2 separate regions of the Homo sapiens genome follow, and region 1 is linked to region 2. A link is an interaction called in ENCODE POLR2A ChIA-PET data of the cell type or tissue named here. Cell type or tissue: Panc1. All regions are shown on one strand.

What was found. Peaks named below come from ENCODE experiments on the same cell type or tissue, not always from the same donor. Only the 100,000 strongest peaks of a DNase experiment are listed, where the experiment ranks them.
Region 1: POLR2A ChIA-PET joins it to region 2 with 14 read pairs; 2 of 35 experiments call an interaction of 5 or more read pairs at or near these places.

Annotation. Positions count from the first base shown.
Region 1 is chr12:54,324,826-54,329,825 of GRCh38, forward strand. It overlaps COPZ1 (coat protein complex I subunit zeta 1), which reads left to right and starts at 306. Exons shown (of 9, transcript NM_016057.3): 1 at 306-356. The coding sequence starts at 339. RefSeq lists an enhancer at 4,366-5,000. In Panc1, no CTCF peak of the experiment used is centred here; a DNase peak (open chromatin) is centred at 116; H3K4me3 peaks cover 1,616 bases; H3K27ac peaks cover 2,872 bases.
Region 2 is chr12:54,474,483-54,479,482 of GRCh38, forward strand. No RefSeq gene overlaps it. Among named protein-coding and RNA genes, the nearest start is that of GTSF1, 3.4 kb to the left of the region's middle. In Panc1, no CTCF peak of the experiment used is centred here; no DNase peak of the experiment used is centred here; H3K27me3 peaks cover 901 bases.

The sequences.
Region 1 (5,000 bases), 150 kb before region 2:
AAATCAGTCCGACAATATCACGTGTCCTCGGCCCTACCAATTGAAAATTAACAATCGCTTCTTCTGTTCCCCATGGAAACAACCCCGCCCCACTAACCCTCCCGCCCCAATGAGTCGTGAGGTTTTGGCGTTTTATTGAGTATTCAAGCTGACAATCAAACACCTGAGCCTTCTGGTTGGACACTTTGCTTCCGGTAAGCAAGCTAGTACAATAATTGGCCAATAAAGCAAGCCTTACCCAATGATCCTTATCCTAGGCGGGGCCTAATGGGAACGTATGGCCAATCAGCGGCGGCGTTTCTTTTGCGGCTCCACGTCGGCACCAGCTGCGGGGCAAGATGGAGGCGCTGATTTTGGTAGGAGCTGGAGGGGCAGCAGAGATGCTGTGGTGTCCACAGGGGCCGGGAGTCAGGGTTCAGCCCGAGTGGGAGACGGGGAAAGAGAGTTCCGGGTAATTCTTGGGGACTGAGCGTTCTGCTGACCTTTGGAATAAGTGTGTGGCCTAGTGTAGGAGCTAAAGCCTTGGTTTAGAGTAGGAAGCCCTGCCGGGGAGAGGGCATAGAGTCGGTGGAAAGTTGAAGGCAGCACATGGACTCCTTAGGATACACAGACCTGTAGGCGTACTGGATTAGGACCCTTCAGGTTGCCCCTTATTTTTAGCATTGTGGATGATACCCTGATTTTAATTTACCAAACCACCAAACTCGCCCCATATTGTAAGAAAAGAATACAGATGTTTTGTCGTTACAGACTCCTCCTGATGGTTTCCCAAGTTTGACTCTCCATTGCCGATTCCCTGCCACATTCCTTCAGGAAACTGTTTTGTCTTCGGTTTCCTGTTAATCCCTATTATATAGGTTTGTCAAATAATCAGTATTCCATCAAAGTTCTGGGATACCTGATAAAGTTAGCATGGATTGTGGAATATTTTTTCTAGACTCCTTATTCTGTTCTCCTTTTCTCTACCCATTTAGACCTTAGGAATTCTTTTTTTTTTTTTTTTTTTTTGAGACCGAGCCTTGCTCTGTCACCCAGGCTGGAGTGCGCACGTGGCGCGATCTTGGCTCACTGCAATCTCCACCTCCCGGGTTCAAGCTATTCTCTTGCCTCAGCCTCCCGCGTAGTTGGGACTATAGGCGCGTGCCACCACGCCCGGCTATTTTTTTTGTATTTTTAGTAGAGACGTGGTTTCACCATGTTGGCCAGGCTGGTTTCGAACTCCTGACCTCAAGTGATCCGCCCGCCTCGGCCTCCCAAAGTGCTAGGATTACAGGCTTGAACCACCGCGCCTGGCCAGGAATTATTATTATTATTATTATTATTATTATTTTTGAGACGGAGTCTCACTCTGTCGCCCAGGCTGGAGTGCAGTGGTACGATCTCGGCTCACTGCAAGCTCCGCCTCCCGGGTTCACGCCATTCTTCTGCCTCAGCCTCCGGAGTGGCTGGGACTACAGGCGCTCGCCACCACTCCCGGCTAATTTTTTGTATTTTTTAGTAGAGACGGAGTTTCACCGTGTTAGCCAGGATGGTCTCGATCTCCTGACCTCGTAATCCACCCGCCTCGGCCTCCCAAAGTGCTGGGATTACAGGCGTGAGCCACTGCGCCGGGCCAGGAATTCTTATTGTATGATCTAGGATGCTAATTTCTCCCTCTCTGGTTACATGAGAATTGTGGTCGCTAAAGGGCTGTATTAGCCCTCTTGTCCATATGATGCTTTATGCTTGTTCTAACAAATAAAATACCTGTTACCCCTTTTTAGAACTGGACCAGAGAATTTCTCTCAAAAGTGCCCTATTTTGCGATTTGGAGGGGTGTGTGTGTGTGTGTGTGTGTGTGTGTGTGTGTGTGTGTAGGTAGGTAGGTAGTATAGTGTAGGAATTTAACTCCCAGCCTTCTTCCTTAATTGGCTTGAACTCTAGGCCTCTTTCCAAAGAAGCTTGTCTTTTATTTTCCTTCAGATCTCCTAAGCATACACATTCAGATCCTCATCAGATAAAAGAATAACAGGTTTTAATTCCTCTCTTTCAGTTAAAGACAGTTAATTCCTTATGTCGGTTGGTCAAATATAGGTAAAAAGCTTAAAATCTGAGTAGTTTTAAATATTTTCTGTACCAAGCAGTTAACAAGTATTCTTTTTTTTTTTTTTTTTTTTTTTTTTTTTTTTTTTTTGAGATAGAGTCTGGCTGTGTTGCCCAGGCTGGGGTGCAGTGGTGCAATCTTGGCTCACTGCAACCTCCGCCTCCCAGAATCAAGCAATTCTCATGCCTCAGCTTCCTGAGTAGCTGGGGTTACAGGCACGCGCCACCATGCCCAGCTAATTTTTGTATTTTTAGTAGAAACAGGGTTTCTCCATGTTTGCCAGGCTGGTCTAGTCTTGAACTCCTGACCTCAAGTGATCTGCCTGCCTTGGCCTCCCAAAGTGCTGGGATTACAGGTGTGAGTCACTGCACCCCGGCCAGTTAGCAAGTTTTTTTTTTTTTTTTTGGAAACAGAGTCTCGCTGTGTCACCCAGGCTGGAGTGCAGTGGTGTGATCTCACCTCACTGCAACCTCTGCCTCCTGGGTTGAAGCAATTTCTCCTGCCTCAGCCTCACGAGTAGCTGGGACTACAGGCACGTGCTGCCACACCTGGCTAACTTTTTTGTATTTTAGTAGAGACGGTTTCACTGTGTTGCCCAGGCTGGTCTTGAACTCTTGAGCTCAGGCAATCCACCTGCCTCAGCCTCCCAAAGTGCTAGGATTATAGGAGTGAGCCACCGTGCCCGGCAGCAAGTATTCTTAATCAAGAGGTTGAGTGCAGTGGCTCATGCCTGTAATCCCAGCACTGTAAGAGGCTGAGGCAGGAGGATCGCTTGAGCCTGGGAGTTTGAGGCTGCAGTGAGCTATGATTGTGCCACTGCACTCCAGCATGGGTGACAAAGCCAGACCCTGTCTCTAAAAAAATAAGAATAAAAAACCTCCCCCTAAACCCAATTAGCAGACTAGGATAGATTCTAGGGAATTGGTTTTTTTGGAAGTTTTTAGACTTACCTATATATGTTTAGAAGGGAGCCTGCTTAAAGGTAAAGGAATGAGGAAGATAATAATTGGGGAGCCCTTTTAACAATGGGCCTGTGTGTAGTGGGTAAGCTGGGGGAGTTATATGTGAAAGTATCTCTGTCGGGCGCAGTGCAGTGGCTCATGCCTGTAATCCTAGCACTTTGGGAGGCTGAGGTGGGCGGATCACTTGAGGTCAGGAGTTCGAAACCAGCCTGGCCAACATGGTGAAACCATGTCTCTACTAAAAATACAAAAAAAAATAGCTGGGCGTGGTGGCACGAGCCTATAGTCCCAACTACTCAGGAGGCTGAGGCAGGAGAATCACTTGAGCCAGGGAGGCAGAGGTTGCAGTGAGCCGAGATCGCGCCACTGCACTCCAGCCCAGGCGACAGTGTTAGACTCCATCTCAAAAAAAAAAAAAAGGCCGGGCACGGTGGCTCACGCCTGTAAATCCAGCACTTTGGGAGGCCGAGGTGGGCGGATCACGAGGTCAGGAGTTGGAGACCAGCCTGACCAACATGGTGAAACCCGGTCTCTGCTAAAAATACAAAACTTAGCTGGGCGTGGCCACGCCTGTAATCCCAGCTACTCAGGAAGCTGAGGCAAGAGAATCACTTGAACCTGGGAGGCAGAGGTCGCGGTGAGCCGAGATGCGCCACTGCACTCCAGCCTGGGTGACAGAGCAAGGCTCTGTCTCAGAAAAGTTAAAGAAAAAGAAAGTCTCTCTGTCACATTTCTCTTCCCTTAGTTCTCTGTCTCTGCTTCTTCAGTGAAGTCTGTTTCAGCCTGCTTCTTCCTTATTCTTTTGCTTTAATCTATGCCTAATAGGCTGCATTCACAGATCCCTGCTAACTTGATCAGGTAACCCTGGACTTTGCTTTTAAAACCACACTGGTTCTTTGTTATGGGAAACCTATGTAATGCGGTTAGGGACAATCTGATCAAAGCATATTCTTCTGTCCTTAACTCTACAAGGTACATACATAGCTGCAGGATGTCGAGAAAAAGGGACAGGTAAGCTACAGGGGGTCAAGAAGAACTGTTGATCAAAGTTTGCATTGATTGTGGAATTTCTAAATAACAGTAAGTTCCCTTCTTTTAGGTACTTTACAGTGGGTCACATGGTCACATTTCTTTCTTGAATTAAGTAATCCAGCTCTAGCTTTCAAGCAGATTTGTCTAATCTCTCTCAGGTCTCCTTAGGCTCTAAGGAAAGAGACCCTTTCATCTCTTTTAGTTCCCAATGCTTAATAATAGTGATCTCAGCCTGCATCTTTGGACTTGGCTTCTTCTCTCTTGCTGTATCTGCTGGTTCTCGCTTTTTGAGTTGTGAATGAAGAGGATCTCTGCAGATCACCATTCTCCATTAATAACCTGTGGAATCTTAAAGATAAGGATTTCCCCTTCCTCCTTCCTGCTTTACTTTTTTTCTTTAAAGCTGAATTACTCGGGCCGGGCTCGGTGGCTCACACCTGTAATCCTGAGGTGAGTGGATCACCTGAGGTCAGGAGTTCAAGACCAGCCTGACCAACATGGTGAAACCCGTCTCTGCTAAAAATACAAAAATTAGCTGGGCGTGGTGGCATGCGCTTGTAATCCCCAGCTACACGGGAGACTGAGGCAGGAGAATCGCTTGAACCTGGGAGGCGGAGGTTGCAGTGAGCCGAGGGCCATTGCACTCCAGCCTGGGCAAAAAGTGAAACTCTGTCTTAAAAAACAAACAAAACTGAATTCTGTATCGGTTTAGATCTTTAAATCTTTGTTCATAGGTTTTATTTTTCCTAATCCTCTCTGGATTCACTTTCAGAGTGCTTCTCCAGTGCTTTACAGACTAGACTTCTAATTCTGTACTTTGTCTTACCTTAATATTTTAAAACCATAACCAAATCCTAAATTCTAAGCCTCATTAAAAAATCAGGCCATCCAAAGTGCACAAGGATATGAGTATGTATGGAGGA
Region 2 (5,000 bases):
AGAGTTGGAGAGGACAAGAAGGCCGGAAGGTTACAACTTGTTAAGGGAAAACCAAACGTAGTGTGAGGCTTTGTTCTGGGGAAAAAAAGTGTAAGCTGCAGTTCTTGTCCCCAGAGTGCTTAGAAAAACGACTCCCAAAGTGGATGAAAGGTTTAATAGCAGTACAAAAAATGCCAAAAAAAGTGGTAGAGACTGTAAATTCCTGTAAGGAAAAAAATTAATGGGGCCTGAAATGACCTGGGAAGGCATTATAGAGAAAAGGGACTTGTAGCCTTTGAAGGTTAGACAAAAAAAGGAAGGTGTTGACACTACAAGTAGATCTGGTGGTAATATTTTTCAAAACCAAGAAGTAAAAGATATGACAAAACATTCTGTGCTGTTCAAGATGTAGGAGGCAGTCTGGGTGATTAGTCTGGGCAGTGAAATATTGGGATTTCTACAGCATTTCAGTGGTGTAGAGCCCAAATAGGACTTGAGAGGACTACCCTGACAAAAACTGAATGTAGCTTTAGTAAAAAGGATCAGTGGGGCATTTTCTTTTTCTTCTTTTTTTTTTTTGAGATGGAGTCTCGCTCTGTCGCCCATGCAGGAGAGCAGTGGCATGATCTCGGCTCACTGCAACCTCCGCCTCCTGGGTTCAAGTGATTCTCCTGCCTCAGCCTCCTGAGAAGCTGGAACTACAGGCAGGCACTACCACACCCAGCTTTTTTTTTTTTTTTTTTAAGTAGAGACGGGGGTTTCACCATGTTGGCCAGGCTGGTCTCAAACTCCTGACCTCAGGTGATCTGCCTGCCTCGGCCTCCCAAAGTGCTGAGATTACAGGTGTGATCCACTGCGCCGGGCAAGGGATGTTTTCGTTTTACATGATTAATTTGTGAGCGTTTATTGTTGTTACTCCCTCCGCACCCCCTCCCCCCGACCTTTTTTTCCTACTAGAAGAGAGTTTGCTCCACAGCCATCAGTTCAGATTAAGACACTAAAAAGAACCAAGTGTTGATGGAAGCCAGGCTCAAGCCATTGTAGGCTAGTGGTTCTTAATCTTGTCTACACCTTAGAATCATCAGGGGAGCTTTTAAGACATACCATGCCAACTTCCCATCCCACACCAATTAATGTGAAAGAGCCAGGCATAGTTATTTTTAAAAATCTACCCAGATGAATTTAATGTGTAGCCAGGGCTGAGAACAACTGACCTAGGCATTGTTTTGAAATCAAAAAAGCCATTCTTTCACCCATGGCCTGGATGATTCATTTGAAGGAGGAGCAAACTGTTAAAGTGGTTTGCGAAAGATAATTGCTAAGAAGGAAAGCTTCATTGCAAGCTTAGCACTAATCATTTTGGAAAAAGTTGTTTTGGCAAATCAGTTTTAGATTGTTAGGAAATATTTTAAAACAATTTTCATGAAATCCTAAACCTCTGATTTTATCACAGTATCATTAATGCAGATTGTTGGGGCCAGTGTGATTTGAAATGAAATATTTTTTCAGGCTTTACATTGCAGTAATCTGGTGAAATTGTTGACAGTGCTACTGTGACCCATAAATACATTTTATTCAGATACCTGCAGATTGAAATTTCTGAGGAAGAAAGAGCTAAGGGCTTGGGAGGATAGGGGAATGGGTACCAAACCAGAATCCAAAGTCAGGCTTCACTGCATTCAGTAGTAATGCCTTGTCAGAATGACAGGATCCTCAACTGATAATGCTGTTTCATTTAGCACCTGTGAATAAGCCAACCAACTTTCAAACAAGCAAAAATCAAACCTGTTTTTCAATGGTGATTTTGAAATAAAAATGCACCACACATCTGTTCTTTCTATTCTTAAGTATTTTGTTCATTCCTTTCTAACTATAAATTTTCTGCTTTGTCTGAGGTCCCTGCTTAGCTTTCTTTTAGACTGGTTTTCCAGCCAGGTTGATCATATTTGAAAAGGAAAAAAAAAATGAGACAAGGCATTTTATACAAGGGTCATTCTAGGAGCTATTGGGAATTAATACCCTAAACTGAATCTGATCCGTGCTGGTTCTATCTGTGTATATACTAGCATTTACCTCTAAATGTTGTGTGTGTGTGTGTGTGTGTGTGTGTGTGTGTGTGTGTGTGTGTGTATACATTTTTTGTAGAGATTGGGGGTGGGGATCTCGCTATATTGTCCAGGCTGGTATCGAACTGCTGGCCTCAAGTGATTCTCCCACCTCAGCCTCCAGAGTTGCTGAGATTACAGGTGTGAGCCACCACCCCCAGCCTCCTATAGATTATATTCTTAGAATTAATAATAGTTGGCTGGGTGCGGTGGCACATGCCTGTAATCTCAGCACTTTGGGAGGCTGAGGCGGGTGGATTGATTGAGCTCAGTAGTTTGAGACCAGCCTTGGCAAGATGATGAGACTCTGTTTCTCTAAATACAAAAATTAGCTAGGCCTGATGGTGGGTGCCTGTAGTCACAGCTACTCGGGAAGCTGAGGTGGGAGGATTCCTTGAGCCCAGGAGGTCAAGACTGCAGTGAGCTGAGTTTGCAGTTCATTGTACTCCAGACTGGGCGACAGAGTAAGACTGTCTCAAAGAAGAAAAATTTAAAACGAAAGAATTAATAATAGTAAAAATAAAATATCTGAACTAATGAATAAATAGATCTATTCTCTTAGTTATTGGAAAAAACCCTTTGTTAGGAAGATAGTTTTCTCAGATTTTAGGATTGAAGGCATTCCAGTAGTCCTTGAGGTTCTTTAGAAACTTTCTGTTTTCAGACAACCCTAATAAAACTTAAAACTTTTGCCCGTCAAAAGACCAAAATATATTTTTTTGTTTCTGGCTTAGGTTTTATTAATCAAGTCCTGGTTCTCTCATCTAATTATTAATTTTTCTCTCATCTAATTATGATTTCTGTTTGGCAGTTGGGTGTATAATTAAAAATGGAAAAATTATTCAATAAATTCAGTTGCAAATTCTTTCAAAATGAGGGTTCGGCTGGGCGTGGTGGCTCACGCCTGTAATCCTAGCACTTTAGGAGGCCGAGATGGGCAGATCACCTGAGGTCGGGAGTTTGAGACCAGTCTGGTCAACATAGTGAAACCCCATCTCTACTAAAAATACAAAAAAAAGAAAAAAAAATTAGCCGGGTATGGCGGTGTCTGTCTGTAGTCCCAGCTTCTCAGGAGGCTGAAACAGGAGAATCGCTTGAACCCGGGAGGCAGAGCTGCACTCCAGCCTGGGTGACAGAGCAAGACTCCGTGTCAAAAAAAAAAAAAAAAAAAAAAGAAGAGGGGCTCTATGGGGTAACAGATATTCTTCTTGGTGAGAATAAGTGAGAATAGATTAGGAAATATTGCTTTAGGGGAGGGTGAAAATATGGGGTTGGTTACAATTGTTCAGGAAAAGTAGCAGGGAGAGGTAGTGAGAGCCAATGAAAATAAATTTATGTTTAAAAAAGAGTTGCTAATGAGGACTTGCCAAGAAGAGCCAACATTCAGTTCTAGAAGCTAAAGCAAAATACAGGATGAGTGAAGAAAAACTGGTAGTGATATTTTGTTTGTCCTAGAGCCATTCTATGTTCTAACATGTAAATGTTACGTATTTCTGTAATCCACATTGCCTGTAATAGTTACCTGTATACCTGACAAATCTATTCTTTATGTTTTTCCTTTACATATATAGTTCTTTCCCCAGGACTCAGCAACAAATATCTCTTACTCTCTTTCTAGTGCTGGCACCTAAGATGTAAATTGTAAGCCAAAGTTCATAAGCATCACTTTGGTAACTTCTTAAAAGACTGTTGAAAAGATGGTAGGAGGTGTGAACCTATGGATTATGTTGAAAAAGAAAAAGATGGTAGAAGGGCAGAATTATACTAAAAAAACCTTACTAAAAGTTCTGTAAAGGACTGGTCTTCCGTAGAACAATTCTAAAATTCCAACACTGCTGTTTTGTGGATCTATTATTTTAAGGCATATAAAATGTTTAAATCCAAGGTTAATTTTCTCTGTGAAGCCTTCTTTTAACCTTTACTTGGGATTAGTCCTTACATTTTTCCTTCCTTCCTTCCTTCTTTTCTTCTCTTTTTTCTTCCTTTTCCCTCCCTCCCTCCCTCCCTCCCTCCCTTCCTCCCTTCCTTCCTCCCCTTTCCCTTTCTTTTTTTCTTCTCTCCACAGGGTTTTGCCCTGTTGCCCAGGCTGGTCCCGAACTCCTGAGCTCAAGGCATTCCCCTGCCTTGGCCCCCCTGAAGTGCTGACATTAAAGGCAGAAGCCACCGTGCAGCCCCAAATCCTTATATTTTCTTGTAATCTTCCTCCACCCTCCTATCCTCCCAGCACTGAAACTGTCCGTGACACCAGTGGCTCTTAAAGTGTGGTGCATAGACCAGCAGCATCGGCATCACCTGGGATTTGAGGAAATGCACATTTTGGGCCCCATTACAGACCAACTGAATCAGAAACTCTGGGGGCTGAGGTGCCCTACAGTCTGTGTTTTAATAAGCCCTCCAAATAATTTTAATATCCAATAAAGTTTGAGAACCATTGCCCTATACTATAGTTGCCAACATTGTTCCCCAATAATGGACCATGGCCACTACAGTTTTTTTTTTAATTGAGGCGATTGGCAAATAAATTGTATATATTTAAGGTGTACAACATGGTGTTTTGATCCAAGTATACCTTGTGTAATGATTTCCACAATTGAACTAATTAACAAATCTATTATCTGACACAGTTATCTTTTTTTGTGTGTGTGGTGAGAATACTTAAGATCTATTCCCTTAGCAAATTTCAAGTATGTAATACATTATTATTAACTATAGTTACCATGCAGTACATTAGGTCTCTAGAACTTATTCATCTTAAACTGAATATTTATACCTTTTCACCAACATCTATCTCCCTATTTCCCCCAATACACTACAGTTCTTAATTAAGTAGTAACATAGTAGATACTTGATTATTTGACTTGAGAACAGGTGTATTTTTTCAGGTGCTGCAGCAACTATATGATATCATCTATCTTG